Linked DNA regions of Mus musculus: regions 1, 3, 4, 5, 6 and 7 are each linked to region 2. The links are chromatin loops, found by intact Hi-C in ENCODE. Cell type or tissue: heart. All regions are shown on one strand. Region 1 has its middle 40 kb from the start of Gm15322. Region 2 holds the start of Gm41062 (predicted gene, 41062). Region 3 has its middle 11 kb from the start of Gm33849. Region 4 has its middle 22 kb from the start of Gm41063. Region 5 holds the start of Gm15323 (a long non-coding RNA gene). Region 6 has its middle 28 kb from the start of Ankrd55. Region 7 overlaps Map3k1 (mitogen-activated protein kinase kinase kinase 1).

Evidence for each region. A loop is a pair of places that touch in the nucleus more often than their neighbours do. Peaks named below come from ENCODE experiments on the same cell type or tissue, not always from the same donor. Only the 100,000 strongest peaks of a DNase experiment are listed, where the experiment ranks them.
Region 1: it touches region 2 in a loop (2.2-fold over the local background); 2 of 42 quality-filtered maps call a loop at or near these places.
Region 3: a loop joins it to region 2, with 2.3 times the contacts of the local background. A loop is called at or near these places in 5 of 42 quality-filtered maps.
Region 4: a loop joins it to region 2, with 1.8 times the contacts of the local background. A loop is called at or near these places in 5 of 42 quality-filtered maps.
Region 5: it touches region 2 in a loop (1.8-fold over the local background); 2 of 42 quality-filtered maps call a loop at or near these places.
Region 6: a loop joins it to region 2, with 3.0 times the contacts of the local background. A loop is called at or near these places in 5 of 42 quality-filtered maps.
Region 7: a loop joins it to region 2, with 2.4 times the contacts of the local background. A loop is called at or near these places in 4 of 42 quality-filtered maps.

Annotation. Positions count from the first base shown.
Region 1 is chr13:111,953,228-111,957,227 of GRCm38, reverse strand. No RefSeq gene overlaps it. Among named protein-coding and RNA genes, the nearest start is that of Gm15322, 40 kb to the left of the region's middle. RefSeq lists an enhancer at 1,657-4,000. In heart, a CTCF peak has its summit at 2,408; DNase peaks (open chromatin) are centred at 2,497 and 2,887; H3K4me3 peaks cover 253 bases; H3K27ac peaks cover 1,744 bases.
Region 2 is chr13:112,099,237-112,103,236 of GRCm38, reverse strand. Gm41062 (predicted gene, 41062) reads right to left here and starts at 2,315. Exons shown (of 2, transcript NR_168715.1): 1 at 2,177-2,315; 2 at 1,538-1,770. In heart, no CTCF peak of the experiment used is centred here; a DNase peak (open chromatin) is centred at 2,476; H3K4me3 peaks cover 1,209 bases; H3K27ac peaks cover 1,556 bases.
Region 3 is chr13:112,194,773-112,198,772 of GRCm38, reverse strand. No RefSeq gene overlaps it. Among named protein-coding and RNA genes, the nearest start is that of Gm33849, 11 kb to the right of the region's middle. In heart, a CTCF peak has its summit at 1,708 (motif pointing right); a DNase peak (open chromatin) is centred at 1,712; H3K4me3 peaks cover 625 bases; H3K27ac peaks cover 731 bases.
Region 4 is chr13:112,158,790-112,162,789 of GRCm38, reverse strand. No RefSeq gene overlaps it. Among named protein-coding and RNA genes, the nearest start is that of Gm41063, 22 kb to the left of the region's middle. In heart, no CTCF peak of the experiment used is centred here; a DNase peak (open chromatin) is centred at 2,299; H3K27ac peaks cover 1,916 bases.
Region 5 is chr13:112,000,258-112,004,257 of GRCm38, reverse strand. The region is part of intron 1 of Gm15322 (a long non-coding RNA gene); the gene reads right to left. Gm15323 (a long non-coding RNA gene) reads right to left here and starts at 3,249. Exons shown (of 3, transcript XR_382920.1): 1 at 3,165-3,249. In heart, a CTCF peak has its summit at 1,520; DNase peaks (open chromatin) are centred at 637, 1,147, 1,267 and 2,867; H3K27ac peaks cover 1,929 bases.
Region 6 is chr13:112,257,985-112,261,984 of GRCm38, reverse strand. No RefSeq gene overlaps it. Among named protein-coding and RNA genes, the nearest start is that of Ankrd55, 28 kb to the left of the region's middle. In heart, a CTCF peak has its summit at 2,366; a DNase peak (open chromatin) is centred at 2,394.
Region 7 is chr13:111,795,664-111,799,663 of GRCm38, reverse strand. All of the region lies in intron 1 of Map3k1 (mitogen-activated protein kinase kinase kinase 1), which reads left to right. Among named protein-coding and RNA genes, the nearest start is that of Map3k1, 11 kb to the left of the region's middle. In heart, no CTCF peak of the experiment used is centred here; DNase peaks (open chromatin) are centred at 1,371, 2,463, 3,023, 3,313 and 1 weaker place; H3K4me3 peaks cover 1,902 bases; H3K27ac peaks cover 2,716 bases.

The sequences.
Region 1 (4,000 bases), 150 kb after region 2:
ATGGCCAATCACTAATGGCTACCTTTCCCTTAAGTAAAACTACAAGCAGTAAAAGAACAACCTCCTCAAAAATAAACCAATGGGAAATGTTTCCAGCAGGTGACTAAATTTGCAAGCATGTCCTAGATCAAAGATCACAGAGGACTCTTACTATCTATCGTTGCTTGGTTTGTAGACAGGAAAACATTAGGGTTTCCCAGTTACACATTCTTACTTGCTAGTCAAGGATGGATATATATATATTCAGAATTTCTTGATAACATGTGAGACCAAGAATGTGATTCCCATTCTTGTGTTAATGGGGAATGAGAATAGTTGGTTTATAGGAGCTCTTAAGTAAACATGTTAATGGTTAAATGGGGATTTTGCCCATTATGTTAAAAAAAAAAAAACTGCATGGGATGCTAAAACTGGTGTAAACATTGGGAAGACGCTTGCCCTATCAAAACTTGTGGTCTAGGAAATGTCACCTGAACTTAACGCTATAATAGCAATAAATCGGAGAATTTCTGTATGTGAAATACTACGTTGTGCTGGCTGGTGTATGTAAACGTGACACAAGCCAGAGACATTTTAGAAGAGAGACTATGTCCCCCACCAGCTTGTCCTTTGAACAGGCTGAATAAGCCATGAGGAGCAAGCCAGTAAGCAGCATCCCCCCATGGCCTCTGCATCAGCTCCTGCTTCTAAGTTCCTGGCTTGTTTGAGTTCCTGCCCTGACTTATCTCAGTGATGATCATGGGAACGGAAGCTGAAATATATATATTATCCTTTGCCTTTTGGTAATGGTGTTTTACGACAACAATGGTAACCCCCAACTAAGGTAAACCTGCGCCTTATTTGACTTAATCAAGAACCCAATGAGATGGACTACAATATTTCTCTGTTCACTGAAACTCAAACAATAAAATGATGAGCCTAAACTCACTTGGCCAAAAGACTCTCACTTCATCTACCAAAGCACCTCTTCCTTTTAGCAGCATGGGCCCACTCCCATCCCCCCGCAGACATGGTCTTAACAAGACTCACATAGCTGGTGTACACAGCTACTATGTGCTGTCATTGAGCCTAGGGGAGAAATCTGCTCTCCTGGCCACGTCACACAAGTCACACCAGCGTCCTTCATAGCATCTTCCAGCTGGGACTAAATAGAGAAAGCACCTTCTTCCAGGCCATCTGGTGAAGGGAGACTGGGCAGCACGACCTTTGAAGTTCCTAATACATGTGGCTTCAGCCTCTTGGACTATCAGGACTTAAGAACATAAGCCTATTACAGAGAAACAACCAGAAAAAAGAGATAAGACATTCCCCCATGACATCAAAGGCCATTTTTCCCTTCGGTGGAGGTCTGGGAGCTGTCTAACAACCAGCTCACCGGGGAGAGTTCTGATGGGACTCTGAGGTGCTCATTTTCTCTAGGTAAGAAGAACACGAATCAGCACAGGCTGGAGACACAACTGACTTCCTTGAAAAAAATCAAGAGCTTTCAAGAACAGAATTGATATTTTCTCAGTTTTGGCTGCGACTCAACTGTAAATGCACAAATTAAAGCTAGTTACCAGGAACACCTCTTTTATTGCTATTGTCACACAGACATGTAATACATTTTGATTATATCCCACCCCACCCCCCTACTATCCTCACTTGGCCACCAACATCCCCTTTCTGATCCCCTAAACGTCTCCTGTCATCAGACTTTTAAAATAAATTAGATGAGCTTTTGCTATGCAGCCCACGCTGGTCTGGAATTTGCAATCCTCCTGCCTCACCATCCCAAGTGCTAGCGCTCCAGGCTTGAGACACCATGCTCAGCTGTAGACATAAAGTTTTAACTCAGATTTTCCCACACTTTCTCCATCATTTTCCTAAATCTAGATTCCAGACAAGCCATACACGAATAAATAGGTCAAACCCTGATTTGTAACATTTGTCAGTTTCAAACACAGGAAAGCTTCCAACATGGCCAACATCAAATGTCCATCATGACAGCAACGTCCCTAAGGAGAAATAAACAATGTTGCTCCATGCCACAGTGCTTCCATAAAACATACAGGGAAGATATAAATCATCTGAAATGCAGAGAAGAGCAAAACACAGGAAAATCAGGAGGAATTGGTGACATTTCGAGGTTTGTTGCCTTTGTGCCTAACATAATTTTTGCTCGTTTTTTTTTTTTTAGTTTTAATCAATGCACTATTTAGCAGCTGAAATTCCCACCTCTGTAAGCCAATCTTCTAACCTACTTCATTTCATTTAAATACAAAGCAAAAACTGCACCTCCCACCGTGTAAAAACAGAATGCTTGGTTATGGAAAACCTAGCCACACTGTGCAATGGTCCCTTTAAAAGTCTTCCCTTGAAGAATGTTTAATCAGCTGAGCAGAGGCTCTTTACCCCTGCAGGAGTTAGGAGGATGTTAGCAGTTCACTGCCACAGGCTCCCAGGAGCCTAGCATCGTTTTGTGAAACCACACAGGGTGGAGCCGGGCCTTCTTCTCCCAGGAGAGGAAATGACCAAAAGAATACCACGTGTGGCATTCCCATAGCAGCAGAAGGGAGGCTGGAACTCCCAGAGCAAAGGGAGGCACAGGAGACCACGCCCTGGAAACTTGCCTTTTCCATGGTCGGTCGGAAAGGACCCACAGTTTGTTCTGTGAGGTTTGAAGCATCAGGAATGGTAAACAGAACAGTATTATTCTCTTATTCTCTCACCCAAGTCTTTGTTTCTTTCCGCTGGTGTCTGGAAAACCTGCTTAAAGAGTTATTCCAAGTGTTTTTGTCAAGTCTCTAATCTGTCTTCAAAAATAGCCCGGAAGAGGAAACAGGCTATTTACCCCAGAGAGCAGGGTGGAAATGGCCAGGAAAAGTCTCTCCATAGCACCTAGCTGAAAGCCACAAGTGAAGAACGGGAGGTCTGAGACAGAAGCCAGCCAGTGCTGCTAGTCTGCAGCTTTCTGCTTATCCTGTAGTTTCAAAATGGGGACAGGGGGGTCAGCTGAAATCTGCTGTTGTGTGACAGTGGGGGTGGGGGAGGAAGAGGAGGTAGGAGGGGGAGAGGGGGTGCTATGGATGGTGGGGAAGGGCCTATAGGACTGAAATTGCCGAACAGCAGGGAAATCAACTCTGTAATTCATAGCAAATCCTGTTTAATGTGCATTCTCTCAGAGGGGGCTGAGCGGGACCCGTCAGCCATACATCCAAAGTTGATTAAAACCCTGACGTTTCTCATAATTGGACCTCATTAATAAATTCCTCAGGGTTCCAGGAGGCTGTGAGGAAGTAAAGCAAAGAGGTAGGGAAATGAGAGCAACAGGAGATTGCAAGGTCCCAGATGCGGAGTTAATCCCACTCAATCAGACTGGACAGAAACTTTATGTTCACAACGACCTGCTGCTCGTCAGCCTTCTTCCCCTCCTCAGCAGGGCAGGCTTTTCTTCAGGCACTACGCCCTGAGCTTTAAAACCCCATATTCACCATGCTAACAAGTTAGGAACTGATTCTCCTCACTGGACACTCTCATGGTTTCTCAGCTTGAACTGAATTGTTATGTGTGAACTTGACTCGGTTAAGGGATGCCCAGAGAGTTGACAAAAGGTTGTTTCTCACTATGTCTAGAGAAGGCAAGTGTTTTATGAGATGGACTAGAGAAGATGCTCTCACCTCTGCAGGCTAACATTATCAAGCGTAGCATGTAGATAGGTATATACGGCCCTTGATGGCTAGTTAGAGCAAAAAAGGAAAGAATTCACTTCCTCTGTTGGAGCTGTCCTACCTGCTGTCTCCTTCCTTCTGTCCTTCCTCTGGTTTGGACTGACACTACACCACGAGCTGTCCTGTTTCTCTAGCTTAAGTGTGGTAGTCCATGGAACTCTGTAGCTTCCAGAATCTCTAGAGCCAAATTGCATGGTATATCTGCTTCAGTAGATCTCTGCATTCTGTTTCTCAGATAACACAATCGCAAACCTTGCCTGGAGACACTGACTTAACTTGTTGTTGTCCTA
Region 2 (4,000 bases):
CTTGGTTTGCATGTTAGATATCCTGCATATTTGATATTTACATTATGATTCATGAGAGTCTCAAAGCCACAGTTTTGAAGGAACAATGAAATAATTTTATGGTTGTGGATCACCACAACAAGAGGAGCTGCATTAAAATATTGCGGCCCTAAGAAGGTTGAGAACAGCTTAGAGTCTCCTTCATGAGAACCATGGCAAACTGAGTTGCTGTACCAGGTTTTCCATCCCTCCACCAACACTAGTGGTTTGTAAGCAGCCTCTAGAAGTCATCTGGGGTGCCTGGCCTCTGTAAGCTGTTGAAGCAAACAGCACTAATGGAACCCGTGAAGGAAAGCAAGCCATCTCAGACTCTTTCCCTAAGTGTGTGCTGAAAGGATCACCAGCACGCAGAAGAGTGGCGGTTAGATGCTGTGCGGTATTGAGAAGATGAACTTTAAAGGCATCTCACTGGATCATATGCCCACTGCCCTCTAGGTTCCTCATGACCTTGAACAAGTTTCTCACAGGTTCTACACAATGGACTCTCTAAGTAGACTCACGAAATCATATTGTGCCGGGCGTGGTGGCACACATCTTTAATCCTAGCACTTGGGAGGCAGAGGGGAGCAGATTTCTGAGTTCGAGGCCAGCCTGGTCTACAAAGTGAGTTCCAGGACAGCCAGGGCTATACAGAGAAACCCTGTCTCAAAACAAACAAACAAACAAAAAAACAAAAAAACCAAAAAAAAAAAAAAAAAAAAGAAAGGAAGGAAGAAAAAAAAGAAATCATATTGCAAGTCTCAGCTGAGAAAATTGTATATACGGTGCCCAAGCTTCCTAATTATCTTGTTATTTATTAAGGACAGAATGAGATCCATGAAGAACGCTGTTGGGTTCCTAGGGATTGTAAGTGATGAGCACACAGAATCTGTCAATGGTTTTGTGGCTGTAAGACACACCCGTGGGTCTTCTTCTGTTCTACGTTTTCACTATGTTCCTCTTTATTTGTTTATAGCCCCTGGTTTCTAAACTGCCTGCAGGACAGAAAGTTATCCTTTTGTTATTGCATCCCCAACGTCACTTCTCCTGTCTGCCATATACAGTCTTTATTGAGTAAGTGAAAACTGAAATCATAAATTAATAAGGAAAGGAACATGCAAGCAAAAGAAAACTCTGTTGAAACGAGGAGGCTCTGCTTGCTTGTTTTAAGCAAAGACAAGTATTTCTTACGCAAATGATGTCTAGAGAAACAGCAACTTAACTGTTTCTTTTGAACCACCCCACCTTTCCTGACTTGTTTACTGGGAATGCCAAGTCACGCATTCATTTCCCCAGAGATATTTCGGCATTTATGCAGCGTAGGGGTAAGGCTGACTCAACCTATAAGTTTTGGAGACACAGAAAGGATTGGATGATTTAAACAACACAACCTATGTTCTTTCCCATTTCCCATGCTCACCCTTGCCTAGGGAACTGATTCTCAGCCTGTGGGTCACGACCCCTTTGGCAACCCTCTATCTCCGAAAATTTCCATGACAATAGCAAAATTACAACTATGAAGTAGCGATGGGAATTATTTTATGGTTGAGGGTTACTACAACAGGAGGGACTGTGTTAAAGGATTGCTCATAAGAACAGCTGAGAACCACTGGTCTAGGACGAGTCCATGTCAAATCTCTCGCTTTGGTCTGCACATCTGGAAGCCAGGCAGTTCAGAGTAGAGAAGAGGTAACAGCTGCGCATCATGTTATGGAAAGCACTAGATCTCTGTGGGAGCAGGGTCCAAGTTTCCTAAAAGAAGAAGCAAGTCTGCTATGAGTATGCAAAATACAAACAACAACAACACCCTAAGTTGCTGCACTTCAGTAAATCTGATGGTCTGCAGACTTGATACAGCGCTGCTGTTTATTGGTGTGTATGCGTGCCCCAAAGCCAAAGAAACTAGCCACACAACCCGGGCAAGCCACTTAGTAAGCGGCACGCCCCCTTAGCTCCCTGCCTTCTTCAACAAGTAAAATTGCTTTCTAAACATTCCCTGGAAAACTGCATAAACTGGAAATGGCTGTGGCTGTGAAGAGAAGAAGCTGAGATGACTGGCAGCGGGGGAGGAATCTCGCTCTAGCTTTCTTTTTCTAGTGGATCATTTGATAAGAAAGCCAGATCGCAGCAGCCTCACAATGGCCTATTTATCACGCACCAGGCAGCTGGGAATCACGGGGGTGGCAGCCATCCCCGGAAAACCACCGCTCCGACACAGGAAAGCCGACCGATAGGCGATCTGCAGACAACGCTTCTTCCTTCCTGGGAAGCTGCCACCACACAGGCAATGGACTGACCCGGGGCAACGGTGCAGCTCCTTGAGGTGGGGGCTGGGGGCGGGGTTTCTCCTGGGTAGGGTAGACAGGACTGAGGCTGAGCCTGGCTGGCAGAGCTCAGCCCCGCCCTGATCTTGCACTCCCGCAAACCGGAATGGGAATGGGCGTTAAGGCTAAGCAGCCCGGTGCACTCTGGCCCATGCACCGTACTCTAGGTTGTGATGAGAACGAACTGGCACAGCCCTTTCCGACAGTCCCCTGGGTAGCTCCTCCCTGCTGGATTTCGGTCAAAAGCAAAAAGAGACACAGACATTTGTCGCCCTACTAAAGCCTTAGAGCTTTGAGTTGCGTTCCAGGCACAAAGACTTAACCTCTTTGGCAGGGTGGCCCATTAACAAATAACAGAGCCAGTCCTGAAATGTGGCCCCTAACTTCATGAGACTGGTGTTATTTATGCAGACAATTAAAAGAATTGGCAGCAGCTATCCCTGGGTTCTGAGATGCCCAGAGTCCCCAGGGAGCGCTGTTTTTTTTTTTTTTTTTTTTTTTTTTTTTTTTTTGGTGCAGCAGCTGGTCCCTGCTGCTGTTCTATGGCAAGATGTGTACTTTTATTTATGCAATGTCTGAGATGCTTCGTTTGGAGCCTGAGAGAACCTCGGTTGAACTGTCTATAATAGGGAAAGGTCTGGAAAGGTCAAACCACAGGGGTCTCTGTGAACTATGCTTGCAGGCCAGTAAGGCAGAGCAAGAGGGAATGGGGTCTCCAAGCCACTGAGGGAGCTGGTCAGCTAGGAGCTAGGATGCACTTCATCTCTTTCCAAATTGTACACAAGTCCCACAAAGTCGAAAAGGGGTGGGGAGGTCAGGTCGGAGCTTGAGTGCACGTTCTGCTGGTCTGGGCTCTGTAGCCAGCAGGCTACTGACTCCTGTGGCAGACAGCTAAAGGAAACCAAAGCTCTTCTTCTAGGCTGTGTGTATGTGTACGTGTATGTGTACATGTATGTACACAGAGAGAGGGGGGGGAACACAGAAATACACATACTGACATACCCTCACAGATATACATACACAGATAAACACACACATAGATACATACACACACAAATACACAGATACACACAGATAGACATACACAGGTAGACACACAGAGATACTCACACATATACATACACACATTCACCCCCATCGTCACTATCTCCAAACTTAGTGCTCTGCCCTTTGCAGCAGGGGCAGAGCTGGGGAGGAATTTTTTCCCTTGCCACCTGCAGAGCAGTTACTTGGCACGCAGAGAAAGATATTCTATCCTAAGGGCACAAGGTCCTCCAATTGATTATTCTATAGACAAGGACAAAGTTGACTCTTGACCCAGAGGAACAAAGAAATTATGTGACAAGCCCCTGTTGCTCTGTGGTGGTCTGAGACCTAAGTTACTAAGCACCATGAAGCAAGGTGCCACGATTTATCAGGAACTTCCTCGTCCCCCTTTGCTATGACCCCCCCCCCCCAGCATGACCTGGGGTTTCTCCAAACCCTCCATGAAATCTCCCACATATCGGGGGTAAGGATGGCTGGTGTCCCCAACAAAGATAGAGAGCAACCACATTCACATTTCTTCTGAAATGTAGTTTGGGGGTTCCCCATCTGCTTACTGACTATGGCCGTCACTGTAGCCTCCCTCGCAGTACTCCAGGGAAACAAGAAGTGGC
Region 3 (4,000 bases), 96 kb before region 2:
TTCACATTTCCAAGAGGGAAAATTATTTTAGATGGAATGTTTAAAATGTTCTAACGCCGTGTTCCACTGTGGGAATAAATGCTGTAGAAGGGAGTTTTAAAGAACCTAGAAGTTAGAGAGACAGATTTCAGAAGAGGTCAAGGGAGCAGTATAACTTCTACTCCGCACCCGGGCATTCGAGCTACGAAGAAGTGAGAGGACTTTGGGTCAAACCCCAACAGGAAAGACTGCTGTTGGAGACGCAGCCAAATGTGTGACTCGTGCCCAGACATCTTTAACTTGTCCTGTCTTGGTGGCCAGAGTGCTTTTATACCATGCAACAACTGTCTTCTTTAGCAGTAAAATTGCTTATTGAAAACAATTTGGATATGAAGAGATCACCATTATCTCCTCCTTAACCTTATCAGCCTGAGGAAAACATGCTTTTTCCTTATTTTTGAAGTTTCGCTACTAAAAGATCAAATGGACTTAAAAGCATTATTTATATACAAGGAGAAGGAAGTTCCCAACATGTTACATGAATCCAGTTCAGCTAATAGCTGTAAATAAATGGTCCCCAAATCCCAGAGGATTTCTGTCTCTCACTGGAGCACAATTGGAGGCTCTGTGGGTGTGAGCTGGGGGGGATTCTCCTCCAAATCCTTACAGCGTCTGATCCCTGGGCTGGCAGAGAAGAGGTATGTGGGGGAAATGGAGGAGGAGCCTGGCTATGGAGTCTATGGCTTCTCTCTGTAGTCTAACTGCAAGTTAGCCTGAGAAATAGCATCCAGCTGTCTGTTCAACGAGAAGAGGAAATAAGTAGGAAGAACTAGGCTCTGATGTATAATTTACCCGAAAGGTCACGTTAGCAGCAGGCAAGCTGCATGCTACCCCACGTGGGTTTCCTTTAGGTCTATACTGACTGCTTTGAAAATTCAAATTAGTCCAAACTTTTGAATACCGAATCATTTCGCTACCAAAGAAGGAGATCTACTATTTTTGGTTTCTCTCAAAGATTCTCAAAGATCCAGAATTCTCAGATATTTTCTGCTTCTGGCTTCAAATGGTCCAAACCGAGTCGGGGCTGCCCCCTGAGCTTATGCACGGTCTCCAGTTGGCCTGGCAGCCTGGTGCACTCCAGATCGACCTGATCCTCCAAGATGTCAAATCCACAGTGGGAAAAACAGAGTGAACAAGGAAAGGACATTCAGAAATAGATCCACTGGGAGTAAGCAGAGTTCAAGCCTGGGCTTTTCAGGCCATCCAATGAATGACTCCTGACTGAGGGGAAGTCTCTGCAGGCAGAGGCTCAGGGCAACACAGACTGAGAAATCTGATGATCCCCCCACCCTTCAGTCTTTGAATAAACAGCAACAAAACCAAACAAACTAGACAGATTCCAACAGAGCAGTAACAACAATAAAGGAACAGAGATTTAGCTGTTGGACATACAAACCCAAACCTGCTAGCTGGCTTGAACTAGGAGGCAGGATCATAGCGGGCATCTTTGAAGCGTGTGTCCATCCTTCTGGATTGACTAGCCTGCTGTGAAGGTAGACTTGGAAGTTAAAACTGATAAAATGTAGACGAGAAGCTTACAAACTGATTGCAGAAAATTCTTTTAGAAGGGGTACATGGCAGCCCTAGGAGGGGCCAACGAATCTCATTCTCCCAGACTCCCCCAAGTTCTGAAAATTCCTAAGCCAGCTTTGTTTCCGCAGCCCGCTGACAGCAGGTGGCGCAGGACCCGCCCACCCCTGCTGGTTTTGGTCCCACGGGGGAAAAACCGTGGCCAGAGATCCAAAAAAGCAAGGCGACTCCTTTTTCCTGCCTGGGTCATTTCCATGAGTCATGCACGCACTTTAATCTAGTCCTAACTATGGGAGAGGAACATCAAAACGACTGTCTGATCTTTTTATCAGTATCTAGTGGAAAACAAAAATCCCCTTTCATAGGATCCTCACAGGACGTGTTTATTTGCCCTTTTCATCTCGTTGCCGGCTCTTCCTTCCCAGAATCAGTACGGAGGAAGAAAAAGGAGCCTCTGCGAAAGGCAAAGAAAGGGTTTGATGGCTCAGGTCGGGCAGAGATGTCAGCCTGGAAGGAACAAGTCTCCTTAGAGTAACTTAAGAATTCTTCTCGCTGAATGCTTTCCAGCTGTTTGTAGGAGTGTGCGGGTCGGATCTCTTTGGCTGGAAAAGCGGAGGACCTGTTGGATGATTCTAATCTTAGACTTTTGGTGTCAGGTGGATGGATCTGGAGTTGAATCCTGAATGTAACACTGGTGAGCCGAGTGACTTTAGGCAATGTCTTTGAGTAAGTTTAAATTTAGCGTTTAGATCCATAAAATGACCACTAAAATAACAGTATTGATACAGTGCCCACATACCTGTCAACGATTAAGCTTCTAATCTCTGCCTGACATTGATTTATGGATTTTGGGTGTAATGTTTGATTTAACCACCACAGCAATCTCAGACTTGAGTACCATGACCAGGCCCATTTTACAGATTGGGAACCTGATACACAGAGTTAGAAGAATGTGTTCAGTGTCTTGAGGTTAGAAGGCAGCGTAGTACCCTCCTCCAGTGGTTAGGGAGTCTTTAAATATGCTAGAAGATTAGTTCCCAGTAAATGAACAGCGTATAATATATTTTAAAATAAAAGAGAAACAGGAAAGAGTTCCCCTTCCAACTGCTCCAAGCACTAATCACGTCTGTTTCAACCAAATGAATGATTCTGTCGTTACCCTTTATGTGAGAGCAATTCATAGTATGTCTTACGTTTTAGCCCAAGTTACCCAAAATCATGGAGAATCTTCCTATAAAGGCTGCAGGCATCACCAGACTCTGGGCCAGGAAACGTTATATTCAAGAATCTGCTCTGTTCATCTTTTGAGCCTAAAGGGGCTCTAGCGGACCCACGCATCACAAACGTGGCCTTGCACTTCCCCCTCCCCATCTCCTTTTCCTTGCTAAAATCTCTTAGATTACATTCCTAAAGCTAGCCACCAAAGTCACTTTCCTCATTTGGGCACTGTCTCCTCCTGAGGCTGACTACCAATGTCCAGCTAGCATAGTACTGAAGTCTGGCATTCAAAAGCCTCTTTTTGGTTGCTGTGATTAACATGTCCAATCAAAATTAAACACATCATCCTATGCCGCCATATGCCTACGGGCCAGATCTGTCTCCTCTCTATCCAGAGAAAGTCCTTTGTCCTTTGGGGACAAATATCCCTCCCCCACCCCCTTGGTCCTTTCCCCTTCTCTCTCATCCTCTATCTCCTGTCTTTGTCTCTGATTCTCTGACCTTTGTTCCTTTTCAGTAAATACAGCTTCTTCGCGCTGAGAACTTTGTCTTGGGCCGGAACCTGTCCTTTCACAACTGACTAAACCAAGGCCATCAAGCTACTGAAAACCTACTGTCTATGAATGAGCAATAAATGTAGGAGTGTGCTTTAGAGCAGAATATAATCTCTTCCCTCAATGTGTGCTTCACAGACATGTGTATCATGCATACATGTGCTTGTATATACACACACACACATACACCCCTACTTGGGCATTCAAGACCACACTTTGGAAGTGATCCAGCTTAAGCTGGATCTTCCTGTGAGACTGTTTGGGACCACGGTCAACTAACACAACAGAAAGTAGGTTTTCACTGTTCTGGAGTCCGGAGGCCAAGGTCAGTTTTTTCTGACACTTCTCTTCATGGATTGGCACCAGTTCGATGCCTCATGGCCTTTTCTCGGTATATGCCTGCAGAGTCTGATCTTTTCTTCTCTCTCCTCGTCCTTCTCCTCACTTTTCTCCTCTTCCCTTTCTCCAGAGCTTCTGGATTAGAACCACATTCCTGCCGACATCTGTAACACCCACTGCTCCTTAAAGCTCTCCACAGCCTTCTCACCAGGGATTACGGCCTTAACATGGGAATCCGAGGAAGACAATTCAGCCCATAAAGACTGGCTGAGGTCGGGGCCCGTGCATTTCACAAAGCTGTTCTCAAATTATTCTCATTT
Region 4 (4,000 bases), 60 kb before region 2:
GTCTCTTCCCTTACAGAGGACCGGAAATGCTAATACGATCATACCTAACATTTGTTTTGTAATAGGCATAATTCCTGATGGTGCTTTACCTGTATGAACACACAGATTTCCAGTAACATCAAGAAAGGACGTGAATACTTTTGGTTTAGCTGAATACAGAAGACTCACAAAGAAGTTAAGCTTTTCCCCACAAGTGAACAATGAATTTGAGCACGGGGGTAGGGGGTGTGGTGGTGGGGGCTACCCATCTTGAATAATGTCTAGGTTTTGCTGTAAATGAGGATGGCAGAAACAGAGTGGATTGAAGCATCTATCAAAGGCCACAACCCCCCAAACCCACTTGTCCTGTGTGTCCTCCTTCTCGAGCTCCACAGCATCCCATGGGTCAAGAGATATGGAGAGGCTAACCTGCCTGGACATTCTTTGCGTGTGTGGCTACTTAGAACTACTACACAGTTCTGGTTCTGGGAGTCAGCGTCAATAAGGAAGTAAGGGCTTGATTTGCATTATGGGATTGTTCTGTGCCAACAAGAGACTGTTGTACACAACCCAAGAGGCCTCATGAGCATCTGCAGGTAAAGTACAGAGAGCTCATCTGGACTCCTGCACCCCACAGGCACTGTGAATTATACATATTTTTCTCTGCTTGTCTATTTTTTCCCCCTCCTGAAAACAGTCCCGTTTTGGGTGTCTGCAGGCTCCTTCTGGCCTCTCTTGCATATTGTTACCTTTTTCTTCAAGACAAAGTCAGTCATTTCTAAGGGGCTGTGAGTTGACTGTCCTACTGCCCGAGACTTCTCTGGAAGGAGATAGCTTTAGGTTTTTAGTGTTTTATCAACCAGGTGGATGTCAGAGGACAGGCAGTTGACAGTGACTGGGGGACCCAGGAGTCAATGGGAACAAAGGACAAGTGGGAATGAAGACTGTTAGGAGGAATGAATAATGTTTGTTAAGAGGAGGGTACTTCAGACATGGAGGGCAGGACCATCAGCATGCCCACCAGGCGCACCCCATTAAAGACTTGTCAGCCATGACCATTCTACCCAGTCCCACCATCAACCCAGTCTTGCTCACTGATGCGGATGGCACTGGAAAGAGCTGAGGATGAGGGTGTCTAGTGTACACAAGCAACTCTGATGTCTACATGGCAGATGGCATCTTCCTGCGGTTTTCATCTAAGTATATTTTAAACTTCCTCACCCATCTTTCATAGAAAGAAAGGAAAAAAAAACATTTAAACTACTAGCGTATTTGAAGTATTTAACTACTTTGAAAATCAGCGACCATTTCTGCTAACAGTGAACTCGTATTTGCTCAATGACCCTGCAATTCTATGCCTGTGTAGACCCCCATGTGTGCACGTATGCATGTTTGCCAGAAGGCAAATACTAGAAAGCTCTCAGAGTGCACAGTGGTTTTTCAAGGAATGAAAACAGGCCAAAGTCATCCATGGGAGACTTGTTTAAGAAGTATGAAGTCATATGACACATGGTATGTGTATCACACACATACATACATACATAGTGCAGCATAAACTCCAACCACCACATTGGTTTTCTAAAATTAGCACTGGTACCAAAAGGAGCCAGATACCAGAGAACACATGCAACTTAATTTCCTTCACACAAAGTTTAAAATCAGAGAAAATTAGTTTTGAGATATGTCAGGCTACTGCAGTTTGCACTGTAAACCATGGTGCACAACATGTGCAGTACTGAACTTAAAGCAAAACAAAGCAGCCCCTATCTACCCTCTGTGTGGGACTCTCTGGTTGCTCTAGTCTAGTTAAGCCTAGCAGTGACTGGTAAGTGGATTTACAGTAATTAGTGGATTATGTCCTATAATTTGAAAAACACTGATATTCATGCAGGCTAGGCTTTCAGAGTGGCTCACGGGTTAGCTGATCTCACTAAGCCTCAGTGCCCTCTCCATAAACAGGGAAATGATGGTGTCATTTGCCAAGAGTGTTGTGGAATTGGATGAGTTAAGGCACATTAAGGTTTTAGCATATTGACTAAACAGTCAGTTTGTGCCTTACATATGCACATGCGCACATACAGGCACACACACACACACACACACACACACACACACACACACACACACACACTTTTATTAAATATCCAGGTCTTTCTTCCAGACAATAAGCCTTCCAAATCCTTGTTCTCAGTTTGTGCTGATAAGGGGAGTCAGCCTTCCCAAGGAGACTTAGAGGTGACTCACTGCTCTAGGGAAGCCAAGTTCCTTGTTGAAGACCATCTGGGATTTCCACCTCAGGGTGGGCTCCTTTAAGCTCTTCCTGTGTTCCCACACCATGCTCCCCTGGGCTGTTTTCTTGTCTGCTCTGGCCTCTTTGGCAGGGCCTGAGTTCATTTGGCCATGTACAGTGAAACTGTACTTGAACGATCTTTGTTTCTTAAAAAGTCATCTTAGCTTGGGAAATGTTGGCCACTGCTAAGAGCAAGCCCTCCTACTTGGCCATGGGGTCTGACCAGCCCCCATCACTTCCTCCAACAACAGGGGCTTTATGCTCTCATGCAAAAAGACCAGCTGTCAGCTTAAATTTCCCTAATCCAGCCAGATCCCAACTCAGCCAACCAACAGTCGCTATCTGGGGGAAGCCCATCTGTGAAAGGCAGCAGTGCCCTTACTGGAATGACATGTCATAAAAATTAGTTTGGGCACTAATCTAAAGAAGCTTTGTGCTGAGTCGAGGGACTGCAAGGTCCCAGTTGGTGCCCTTCTCTTTGCCGAAGAGCTGGACCAGACAGACTAGCAGAGCAGAGCATGAACACACTAGCAGTGCCCCACACCTTGCTTGTCACTCTCAACCTGGAGAGATGCCATCTTTACCACCCCACCTCACCCCCCCAGTCCTCTCCACCGGGAAGCTCTGAGGGCTGAAAGGGTGTGGGCGAAAGGAAGTTCACTGTTTTGTGTATAGTGCTGGTCATAGGCAAAGGCCGTGGGGGTCTTTAAACCGTTGGCTAACTTTAGCAATCTATGGTTCGGTTTGTTAAGAAGGATAGGAGCTCATTCTTAACATTCTTCCTCTGCAACTGTTCCCTCTCACCCTCTCAAGGGGACAGGGGCGGTCAGTGGTCCTCTTTAACCTTGAATTGCCTACATAGTGTACTTACTTGGTGACACTTCAAAACAGTCACCATTCCAGAGGCTCCTCAGATAATGGTGGAACGGCCTGACCACCACCACCACCATCACAGCATCACCACCCCTGCTGGCTCCATACTGGGGTTTGTCTGACTTGACCTTGTGCATCTCTTGTACATAAGTGGAATTCATGGGACAGAGGGGGGCAGAGGGAGAGACAGAGAGAGAGAGAGAGAGAGAGAGAGAGAGAAAGAGAGAGAGGAAAGGGTGGGCATGTGAAACTGGAAAGAAACATAGTGATGGTAGTGGGTGAGGAGGAATTGGAGGAGAAGGGCTGGATCAAACATACTATATACATGTATTAAACGTCAATCATGCATGCACACATACACACACACATACACATATTCGAGCACACCTTGTGCAACAGAATGCAGCTTTTGAACTGTTTTTTTTTTTCAGATAATCCCATAGGTATTTTTGTACCTGTTCACTTTCATATAATTTCTTGTTTAAAATGCTTTTGAAATTTGTCCTGGATGTATAGGTATTAGAAGCTTAGGGGAATGAATTCTATAGAGAAATTCAAAAGAAAAAAGCATACCACTTTCTAATAAAAAAATTAAGAAGCATTTTCTTTGAACTAATTATGAGTATTTTCTGACTTTTTCCTTTCCTTCTTTTGTTGTTTTTGTTTTGTGAACCAGTCTTTGGAATAGCCCATGGTTTTGGCCACACCTTCATTTCAAAGCAATGCCGTTTTTTTAGACCAGCCTGAGTGCTGAGGGGTCTGTTTTGTAGCTTGAGGGATCTGGAGGGTGTTTTCTATTGGCTTTCTCCAACTGTAACAAAGTTGGGCAAGAAAAAAGACATTTGTTGATTAAAACCA
Region 5 (4,000 bases), 99 kb after region 2:
TCTGTCTAAGCCCCAGTCTTCCCTTGTACTATATTCATTAGAGACAACCTATGCCTAGAGCTGCTTGAAGACACAGGTTTCCTTCAAAGAGGGAGACAAGATAGAAGATGACCTCTGAACATCAGAGTTCAGTGGGTGTGGTCAAAAGAACTTCGAGGGGTAGAGAGTTTTTACTGCATACAATGGCCCAAGCAACTTGCTCTTTCTCGTCTCTCATCTCCAAATCTCTGAGTCTTCATGTAATGTGTCAGGCCAGGGAGCCCAGAGGGTCCCTGCCCTGCAGCATCTCCACCAGGACACCTATTAGGCATGCAAGCTGCATGCCATCTGATATCCTCTCACTATTTGTTCCCGATTTCTTCTCTGGGTCAGGGAGAGAGCTCTAAAACTGGACCAAGATCTTTGGTGACTGTTTTGGTTTTTTGTGTTGTTGTTGTTTTGTTTTTAAGCCTTTCTTCCTGGTTGTTCAGTTCTGTCGGAAAAAGCAAAAGGAGCTCTTTCGGAGTTGAGCTTGCTGAGGGTGGCCAGGGTTTGGCCATCTCTGCAAAGCTCGTTGTGTGTTTGCAAAGGTCATTCTCTGTACATGAAAATCCCAGCAGAGCATGCCAGAGCAGGAAGGCCACCAGCTTGCCAAGCATCCAATGTCCCAGTCACCTGCTCTTCCTGCCCTAGGAAGGATGTTGAACAATCTCTGGGGTAAAGACATCAGATGGAATTCGTTTCTTTCCCTGCTCTTAAATCAGCTTCGGACATGGGGGTCTCAGAGCCCCCGCTGACTCCTCCTTTAAGGGCCAGCAGCTGCCGTGTGTGTTGTACGAAGCGAGATCAGCAATATGACATTTGTGGCCATCGCAGAGTACAGGTCATTGTGCTCTGGATGGGATTTCTGAGATGTCATCCTTGGGGAATACCCTTCCTGAGTAATACAAAAAAAAAAAAAAAAAAACAAGCTCTGTGGGCAGAGGTCCTGAGTGGGGTGGAAGTGCACAGTGAGGTGGGGTGGGGGATGTGGCATATAGTGAGCGAGTCACGAGTCACTGACTCTTTAGGAAAGTGACTCTGCTGACAGGAGAATTAGGGCGGGATGATTTTGGCACGCCCTGTGTTGTGTTAGCTGTGCAAACCTTTTCTTTCCTTTGAGCAGTCTCTTTCTAATTGGGTGGGAGCGTCTCTTCTCATTGCACAGAGACCCTGGTCCTGTCAGGTGTTCTGGAGGGTGTGGGAGGGATCCACATGCGGCCTGTGTGGCCAGCCGACTCGCAAGGGGTTCTCTAAGGAGATTTCACACTGCAGCTTTCTGGCTGCTGGCAGCCTCTCCATGTTTCCCCCAATGCATAGTTTTCTCACATTCGTCAAAAGCAACTCTTATCTCTACAGTGTGTTTTAAAGAAAAATGCAGAGTGTCACCGGGGACAACTACCATCTGGCAGGAAGCTGCCAGGCCACGTGAGTGTGTCATGACTGAAAGTGCTTCCCTTCCCAGGGCGCCTCTCTCTTGCCGCTCAGTGGGCAGCTAGGAACACCAGACCCACAGATAATAATGATTCCAATTACTTCCTGTCCGTTTCCCATCTCAAGAGCGGCTGTTTCTACCACACACCCTGCCTCTGTCACCCACACTCAATAAATATAAACACAGCCCTCAGGAAGGGCAAGATGTTAATAACAGGCTCCCTCAAAAAAAAGCCTCCAGAGTCCCCCATACCAACCCTTGTATCCAAGTCAATGCCCCAAGAGAGTTCTACCATGTCCACTGGATAGGACTAGTGCTGCAGGGGTGTGGCTGTCTAGAAACACCACAGAAAAGGCTCCTGCCAGAAACAGACCAAAAGTGCTCAAAGAGACAGCCAGGTGTAAAGATGACCAAATATATGAAAATATACCCTTAATGCATATTTAAGTATATGTGCATACATCTTTTCTCCCATTCTGGTGAGTCAGTCACGTATGCAACTTACATCTGCTAAGTGCTCACTGTTATATAGGACAAGAAATTTTAGACACTGCGGCTTCAAGAAGAAACCGAATTCCCTGGCTTCTGAGGCTGATATTTTGATATCATTGTGTATGTCCGTGTGTGTGTGTGTGTGTGTGTGTGTGTGTGTGTATCATCATCATGTAAGACATGAAGAAACAATTAAGCAGGGTGCTAGAAAATGGTGGAGATTGGGAATGGGAATGGCATTTTTCACATCCAGTCAGGAAAATCCTCACAAATGGGACCGACAGCTGAGGAGACTGAAGAACAAAAGGAAAAGACACAGAGGAAAAACAACCCAGGCAGAGAAATAGGCTAGGCGCATGCAAGGTCCCGGGGTGGGGCTTGCTGCATCTGTGATGTCTTGGTTGCAGTAGCAGTGAGAAAAAGGCATGTAAGAAAGTCGTGGGGGTGGAGACTGAGTTCTGAACCTGTGTCTGCCAGAGGCAGGGCTCTTGCCCAGGGAGAGCCTAGGTGTATACGCTTAGCAGAGTTGCTAGGTAAAGACAAGCACCAAGACCCCTGAGATAGTCACTGTTGGCAGCCCGCTTCTCATCCAGGCTGAGGAGGGAGTTGTGAGTCTCAGTTCTGGCCCAGCAACAGTGGACTTTGAGATGTAGCTACCAGAGGCAGGAAGGTTGAGCCAAGCCAGGCGACAGACCCTGGAGGTCCGTCCAAGCTGGGCTCCGCTTAGCTGAGCCAACAGGGACGGCAACCCCTGGGGCACTGCCACAGATCTTGTCATCAAAGCCCCTGGAATTCAGAGTTTCCACGCATCCATGTGTCCACACATTGAAACTTTCAGCTTGTATCCTGGGAGGAGCGCGAGGTCATCAACTCTGGCTTGCCAGGGCTGTTTGGAGGAAACCGGCCTGCGTTCAACTCTTGTGCACCTGCACTGGGTGCGGCTATTTCTCTGCTGGTTGCCACGGAAACAGAAACAACAGCTGCTACAGAAAGCCCCTTCACACCACAGCCCTACAGCCAACGGCAGCATCTTTGTCTCTTCCCGTTTCCATCCTCCCGAAACTCAGAGCCTAACTGGTCTCTCACTGAGTAGAAAGGGCTCTCAGAGCCTGGCCAGCTTAGCTTTACCACAAACAGCCTAAGCAGGCAGCTCACGGTGTGGTCACAAGTGACCTCAGAGATGACAACCAAACATCCAGGGTGTGAATACTGTCCTTACCATTTCTATCGTTTCTATCAAATGAGTATCCTGAGGATATTGGTTTCTCATTCCACGTGGCAAAGGCCCAATGTCCGGAAGGCAGTTAATTGGTTGTGGTAATTTATGACAACTGATTGTTTTGCCGGCAACTGGGAAATGCATGCCTTGCTTTGTTAACTCACAAATGGATATCGGTGACCTCAGAGGCTTTTACTCTGAGGTAAAGCAAAGAAAGCAAAAACAAGCAACAGCCACCACCACCACCACCACCACCACAACATTGCTAGCTTATAGTTCCTCTTTAAAAATACAACAGGAAGACCTGAGGCCCTAGGTATAGACTGCCTTCCTTCCCTCCATTCTGTTAGGACCTTTGAGTTGGGGGTGGGGGGTGGGGGGTTGGGAGATCCTCAGAAAGGGAGAAGGGTGAAACTGTGGTGTCTCTTTTGTTCTCTCTGCAAATCTGCAAGTTAAATACAGCATTTCCCACGTGTTCTTAATGAGAAAATTAAACCCCAGAGGGGTTAAGTGCCACGTCTGGAGTCTCTCAGGAAACTGGACTCGAGTGGGAGCCCAAATGTTCTAGTCCATACGACCCAGCTTAACTGCAGCTTCCCTACAGGGCTCTGTGCATGACCTTAGAGGTACTCTGTTAATCCACTAGGCGGTCCCGACCCATACCATAATCAGGATAGCTAATAGCAGACTTATTTTCTCCAGATTCTGGAAGCAGGAGATCCCAGATTAAAGACTGGGCAAGGCTGGCTTCTAAGGCCCCTGTCCTTGGTCTGTTAATGAGGTTTCCTTCATCCTTTGTAGTCACATGGTTTTGCTGTGTCTGTGGCATAACTTTT
Region 6 (4,000 bases), 160 kb before region 2:
GGGTGTGCCTCTCTACCCACCTAGGTTTCTCTTGATCCAATCAAGTTAAACATAAAAATAACCACCCCTGATGCCAGCAGAGTCAGAATTCTGTTTCTTCCCCTTTTGTTTCCTTCAGTTTTCTCTACTCTCAAAAGGATTCACAACTGCTTTCTGTTTTTCTGCCAAAGGTGGATGTGTTTGCAATGTTATTCTCTACTTCAAATGCAGACGAGGGCACCTGTGCTCCCTGGAGACTAGGTGAGTTTCTCGGGCCTTTTGTGCGTGCACTGGGGATCCTGGGGGTTAAATGTCACTCCTCTAAGAGAGCAATGCATCTTTCACCACATCGAAGAGCCTAATCCCACACTTTGTTTGAGCAGAGAAACAGGAGCAGAAAGCGTAAGAAGAGTTCTTAAGAAGTTCTTAAGAAGAGAGACTGGGTTTTGTGGCTGAAAGCTGACACCTAAAGAAGCAAAGAGGAGTCAGTCAGGCCTTACTGGGAAATGTGAGGTTGGCGGCCTGGGATCCCAGCACTTAGGAGAGGCAGAGGGAGGAGAGCTGAGATGAACCAGCACCATGAGCACCAGGGCGAGAGATGTCATAGAAACACCAGACTGGATGGATGGGTCGGATGCTGAGCACACCCATAGATGGAGCATCCTAACTCCATACGGCGCTCTGTGGCCTCAGACTTCACTGAAAGCTTTAGCCCCCTTTGGAGAGTCAGTGCCTGACCCAGGCCTGCTTGGTTGCTGTTTAGTGGTTTAGCTTCACCATGGACATCAGAAGAAAGTATGTGCCTTGGGTGACGATGTCACAGAATAGGTGGTGGAAGGAGATATAGTATTAAATCTTTGAAAAACGTATATATGTATTCAATGTACTGTAATCATATCCACTCTTCAATACTTCTCTCAAACTACCTCAGAACGCCACCAGCCCACCCTCCTCCCAATTTCATGCCTTCTTTAATTATAAATACTAATGTTACTAGTAACTAACTCCCTAGCGTCAATTAGTGCCTAAGCATGGGGACATAAAGTAGGACACAGGCAATCTATTATTGGCTACATTTCCCCCACAAATGTGACTCTGTCTCTCAACAGCCATCATCTGTCAGTGGCTTCGATGTTAGAAATGGAATGTTAGTTCCATCATGTAACCCCCTCTCCATCCATGCTGGGACTTTGACTGGCTTGATCTTATACAGGTCTTGTGTAGCCAGCCAGAGATGCTGTGAGTTAATAGGTGTGCAACAACTCTGTTATGTTAGGAACGCAGCACTTCACGGAACGTAGTGCCCCTCCTTATTCTACAGCTCTTACATTCTTCCCGTACCTTCGTCTGTCATGTCTTCCTTGAGCCTTGGATGAGAGTGAGTAGAGGTGATATAGAAGAACCATCTACTGCTGAATTCTCACACTCACTTGTTCACAGCACTTCTACAAGATCTGAGTCTTTGCATCAGGGCAAAAAGAAACTTCTCTGACCTAGCTTGAGAGCAGCACAATCTATGAGTGTAAATATAAATAGTGAGAAGGCAGCTTGACACATTACCATTTCAGGAAACACCATTAAGTCCCTCGTCTAAAACTGGAACTATCTAGATCTCTCTAGTCATAGTTTTTAACTCAGTTTACAGTGCCAGATATGAAGTCCCTCCAGTGAAATAGGTCTCAAATCCAATCAGAACATGATTGGTTACCACTACAACTATTATGTATCAGTGGGCACAATGCGCTGGCAGGTTGTTATGTGGGTAACACCACATAGCATGTGGGTAAGACCACTGTTTTCTCTTCCTGAGCCAACTTCCCAACACCCTCCAGCACCATGAAAACTAGCCAGCAGGAAGAGAACTTCCTGATAAGTTTGAGATTGAATTCTTGATGTCTTTCAACTAAAGTGTATGGTGTATTCAGCAAAAGAACTTCCCCCTGAACCCCACTTAGTTATGTTGGCAACCAAGATCAAACAACAGCCTACATAGTTCTGGATCCCTCCAGGGCCCCTCTGACCAATAACTTGGTGGGCAAAATTTCATGTCCAGCACTGAAATCTTCAGGAAGGACTTAAACAGAGAAGGAGGATCTAGGGTTTTGGCAGCAAAAGGACCAGAGAGTGAGAAATGGAAAACCAAGCACACTTTCTCTTGGATCATTTCTGTATAGTGCAGCAGAATTGTTTGCCACCCTGAGAAGTACAACAATAGCAGCAACAATAACAGCAGCAGCAGCAACAACAGCAACAACAACAACAGCAACAACAGTAACAGCAGCAATAACATCATCATCAACAATAACAAAACCAAGTCAAGGTGTGCACAGGCTAGATCCAGCCCTTCAGGTTACACACTGAGACTTGGCCATCTAGAGATGCAGTGCACTGCAGCAGCCAGTTGGGGTCAGAGGTGCTTCATCTCAGAGAGCATCCAGGCTTTGCCTATAGCTAGCTCTGTCTTTAATTTCTCAAACTTGCAAACCCTCTACAGTCAGAAAGCCAGTTTAAATTCTCTTGGAGTTTACATTTCTGACCAGGTAGAGCCGATGCCTGGGAAGAAAGAAGTGTCTGATCTCATGGGCCTTGGCGAGGAGATTGGTTTCAACTTTAAAACACTGAGAGTTTTGAGTTTTGTCCACTTGTTCTCGTCCTATCCCATGTACCTCTGTAGATTGTGGATACAGGGCTCTCAAGGACACTGAGCAGTCATGGACACAGAAAAATCATCTCCTTGGCTTAAGCGTGCAAACACCTGGAACGGAGGACTCCAGCCTAGCTTCCTAAATCCTTATCTCCATGGTACCCTGAACACATTGCTTAAGTGATATTGGTGGGTGTAATTGGCTCATAAGTGTTTATAAGCATCCAGGTCAGAATAAGCTTGTGATAACCAACTCTATATATCTCTTTCTGCAGCCTACCTAAGGGATATCACGGGGATAGATAGATGGACAGGATCCATTGTTAGGATTGTTAGGGCCATAAAAATGTGCAAGTGTGGAAAGCCAGGACCTTCCTCCTGTGTTAACCAGCTTTCTGTCACTACAACAAAATACCCAAAGACGTTCAAATTTACAAAGAGGAAAGGTTTGCTTTGGCCATGGGGTTGGAGGTACTACTTGGTCCTATTGCATGTGAACTTGTGTAACAAGGCAAGGTAGAATCATATCACGGTGCCGTGGTAAAGCAACTGTTGACCATGTGGTCAGAATGTGGTAGAAAAGGAAGAGGCAGAGAGGAGGGCCCCAAGGACTACACAACCTCCTACTAGGCCTCTTAAAACGTTTGTCATCTCCCAGTAATGCCAAGTTGACTAAGTCTTTAGTACACAGGTCTTTGGGAGGAGGTGGGGGGCGGCTTTCTAGATTCTAGATATAAACCGCAGTGTTTGAAAGCTGGTTGCGAAACATCTGCGTGCACATCGATGACGACATACATTAGCTGCTCAGCCCAGAAGGCATCTGTGAAAGAGGAGGGGTAATCTCTGAGAATCAAAAGGATCTTCCAGGATAAATCGGTCTAGAAACTATAGTCAAGAATCCCCCAAAGTGATTTTCCTGTCAAGGGCAAAGAAGACATTAAGTCAAAATTTCCTGTAGAATTTTTAATGGTTAGGCGATGGTGCTAAATGGCCCACAAAGCCACGTGACCTCCTTCCCTTTCTAATCCTAATCTTAGACCTTGAGAAAAATCTCAAACCTCTTTAGAAAGAGGCATTATTGTTTCTACAAAGTGTGTGTATGTGTGCGTGTGCGCGTGCGCGTGCGCGTGTGCGTGTGCGTGTGTGTGTGTGTGTGCGTGTGCGTGTGTGTGTGTGTGTGCGTGTGCGTGTGTGTGTGTGTGTGTGGTGTGGGGGGGGGAGTGAAGTTGAGGGACACCATCAGAAGGAAAGAGTGGCTATCTTTCTCCTTTGTGTCACATCAGGGACCATTGAACAATGTATGTTTGCTCATGTTTGTACAACGCAAGAATTTAAACCCATAAAATCAGCTTTGCTTAGGGGAGACAGTTTCACAGG
Region 7 (4,000 bases), 300 kb after region 2:
CACTAAAGCTTAATTTGACAATTCAAAACAATATAAATATCTAAAGATAGACACCTATATGTGTATATACATACATACACATATATACATATATATACATACACTTATGCTCTTGGCTTCGTAAAATAAATATGCTGGCATAAATTGTTGTATGAAAGGGAATGTGTATTTTAAAATATAATAACACAGCCAGATTGTCCTGTGAAACCTCGTGTCAGTTTACATCCATGCCATAGTAGGGGACAGTGACCATTTTGCCAGCCTTACTAACATGGTATATTGCCACAGTTGTGTTTCATCTTCCATTTTTGTCAAGCTGGTGGGTAAAAGAAAATTTCCCACTTGAACTTGCATGTCTTTAGCTTGATCTTTTCGTTCTTGAGGCGGGGGTGAGAATCCTACATCCCCAATTCACCACATTTCAAGCTCTGTGCTGGAGAAAAAGAAAGCCAATGGGCGCCCAGAAACAAGAGTCTCTGCTGACTCAGCCGTGAGAGTGCCCTCCTCCAGTGATGGCTCTCTATATCCAGCTGTCACCTGAGGAGGTCTCCCAGGCAGGGCAGAAGGTGGCTGTCATTACTCCTTGTGCTCTGCCCTCACAGGAGAGCCTCCATGGCCTTCAGGATGCCTTCCTGGGTATATATGCTGGCACCATCTCCCTATGGGCTCTGCTCTCTCTCTTCCACCCTGTCAGCCTCACTCACCCTGAGCTGGCCTGCCCTTCTCCCCCAAGGGTCCTTGCCCTCTCAGACTTTTCTCCATCCTTAACATGAAGTGCAGTCTCCCTAATGCAGTTTAGATGCTCTGGGATGCAGCCTCCTGTCATCCCCAAATGCCACCTCCCCCATAGACACAGAAACAGAACACCTGAACCCTTCCATGGCCACTGTTTAACGCTCCTGTCTGAAGGGCTCACTCTGACTCCTCAGTGAACTATTTTTTGTATGTTTTTATTCTTTGAAATAAAGAATTATTGGTATTCTACTAAAAATACATGTGTCTATTTGTGGAAGTCAGCCCTGAGCTGTAAACACTGCCCAACTCCTTGGTTTAGAAGTTCTCTATAGTCACTGCTCTTAAAGCGTCTTCGTCTTCTCTTTGTCGCTCGCTGAGTGTGTGCTCGCTGAGTGTGTGCTCGCTGAGTGTGTGCTCATGCCTTTCAGCGCAGCAGCACCAACAGACAGAGCGGTGTCTGAAGCACACGCTGTAAAATGAATCAAGTGTTCTAACTCACCGGTGTTAACGTTTCAGACGTGCGCTGGCAGGGGAAAATGTTGGTACCAAGCCGAGACTGCCCTTGAGACTAATCCAAGGCCATCACGGGTCAGACCAAGAGGTTCAAATGCTTCAAGCAGAGAGCCTGGCTGGGCATGAGCACGTCTGTGGCAGGCTTGTGTCAGCTGCCAGGCCCCCACAGCCCCTCTCCATGAGCCTGGGGCAGCGGTCTTAGAGGAACAGAAGGAAGGGCAGTGTAGTGAGTGTGATAGCATGAGTGACCCGTGTGAGTCACCACTCTTGAGTACGGGACACCATCCCTTCAGTAACCTTGAGTGTCAGCTGTCCTATAGTGTGTCCCTGAGAGTGTGCTGCGAATATCTGCCTGGCTCGGGGACATGCCACTAAGCCCTGAAGCATTCTTAAGAGTGGGACACTCACAAGAGGCTCTCAAGAGAATCCATTGGCTAAGAGGGTGGAAAGTACAGAGGCCCAGAAGTCAATGTCAGCGTGATTAGAAATCTGTCCTGGGTAGCTCAGGCAGCCCCACCTGAATGGAGAGAGGGTGCAGATGAGGCTCAGACACCTAGGATAAGGTCCCTGGCTCTGGCCAGCTGGAGAGCTAGACAGAGATCTCCACCTGGGTTTTGTTCCACGGACCGATCCTTAGGTCTCAGTGCTTAGAACTAAATAAAAAGCCTTTGTAGCTGGACGGGTAACCACGCTGCACCAGGAAGTGGGTCAGCAGGCTCAAAGGAGGAGTTTCTGAGCTGGGAGCCAGACCTGCCAGCCACCTATTGCCATCAGGCCCCTGGGAATGAATACCACTCTGGAGTCTCCGCTTCATATCTCTGAGCTCCAAAATGGAGTGGGTGATCGTGAGACAAGATCCCTTTTAAACGTCTCTCATTAACTTTGATGCCAGCCACTGCCCATAACTGCAAAGGCTTGTACTTAGCCGCTCTTGTTTTTAGCAAAGGCCATCTGTGCACATAGTGATCATCTTGTTAGAAATTCATTTCTCCTTACTATTTTGTAAGTTTTTTTTCCACGGGGCGGGGGGGGGGAATGGAAAAGTGTAGCTTTTCGATTCTGCAATGTGGGGTGAAATAGCTGTTAGTCTGGTGGCAGGCTGAGGTCCTGGAAACCCCTGCTCTGTGCTGCTCACGTGCAACAGACCCAGGAAGGAGTGGCAGGGAGCCCCTGAGGCCACTCTGAGCCACAGCTTTCAGACTCAGACTGTCCCCGCCCAGCTCAGGCAAGACTCCTCCTCCTCTGAGAGTCCTGACCCACTTCCTGGTGCGCTGCAGGCACTGTAGCTGACCAGCGCTCTCAGCTCTGTGAAGTTTAGTGTTTGTTTTCCTGACCCCAGGTCGTCCTTCAAATTCTTGTTCCTTTCTGAAATTTAATTTTGAAAGTTATTTTTTGTGGCTAAATTTATTGAAAGTTTGTTTGTTTGTTTGTTTTTTAATAAACTCTTGCGGTTTCAAACTGTTTATCACCCGTGAAGAGAAGCTTAAAGTACTATAAAGAGAAGCAGTGGAAGGTAACACATGGCCACATACACCTGTAATCTCAGTGCTCAGGAGGCTGAAGGGGAGAGAGTGTTCCAGGCTAGCCTGAGGGACATAGTGAGAGATCCTGTGTACACACACACACACACACACACACACACACAGAGACATTGAGGCTGCTCATAACCCACTGCTGAGCAGTGGGACCTTAGCAGGAATTGCTGTTTGTCTCAGATTGGTGGTGAAGAACACTTGAGACTTCCTGCTTCTGCAAGCCCGCCCCTCAGTGTTGCAATGTTGCCATCAGATATAGAGATAGGTGGCTGGGGCCTCACTGTACGTTCCCAGCACGTGATTTCCAGACCAGGCTGGGTGAAGGGCAGAACATTTGTTACAGATTGATTCCCGAGGCACCATTCTGAACCTTTGTGTCAGACTGTGATGACTGGCTGTAGGTTCTGTCGCTAGGGGATGAGGCAGCTGGACTGTCAATCTGCACAGCGCACACTTGGGCCTCTCCTGCAGTCTCCAAAGTGGAGAGTGAGCCACTCCTCCTCCATCCCGAGAGGGTTTGCTAGGAGACCTCTGACAACAGCGCCAAAGACCTGGGAAGAGAACCTCCCCTCGTGGGCATAGGCCCAAAAGATTTGGCGTCGGAGAGAAAAGGCTAAGCTGAAGAACTTGTTACTTTCTATTCTACCTCCTTCCTGGGCCAAGTTTTGTTGATACAAAGTCATTAGCATCTGAAGTCAGCTTCTCTCTGAATCCAGCAACTTGGTAAGAAATGCATCTGGCATTTTATTGTACAGTATAATACTGTATACATGTTGATGGGTCCCCCTGTCCCCCCAAAAATGCTAGATGTCCCAGATCTTAATCCATGCAAGTGAGTTAGCAGAAACCTCGTATCCAGGGCTGGGGATGTAGTTCAGTTGGTACTGTTCTAGTCTTCCTGAAGCTCTGGTTCCATCCCTAGCACCACACCTGGACACCTAGGGGCCTAGCCTGCACCCTGGCTGTTCAGGAGGTGGAGGCCTAAGGACCAGAAGTTCAAGGCCACCCTGAGGTGCCTGAAACCCTCTAGAGATCCTTTTACAGGGGTCAACTAATACCATCTGTATATCAGATATTTACAGTTCATAACAGTAGCAAGATTACAGGTGTGAAGTAACAGCAAAATACAAGTTTATGGCTGGGGTCCCACAACCTGAGGAGCTGTGTTACAGGCCTGCAGCACCCCTGCCCGGCTGGTTGGTTCTGTCTTTTAATGC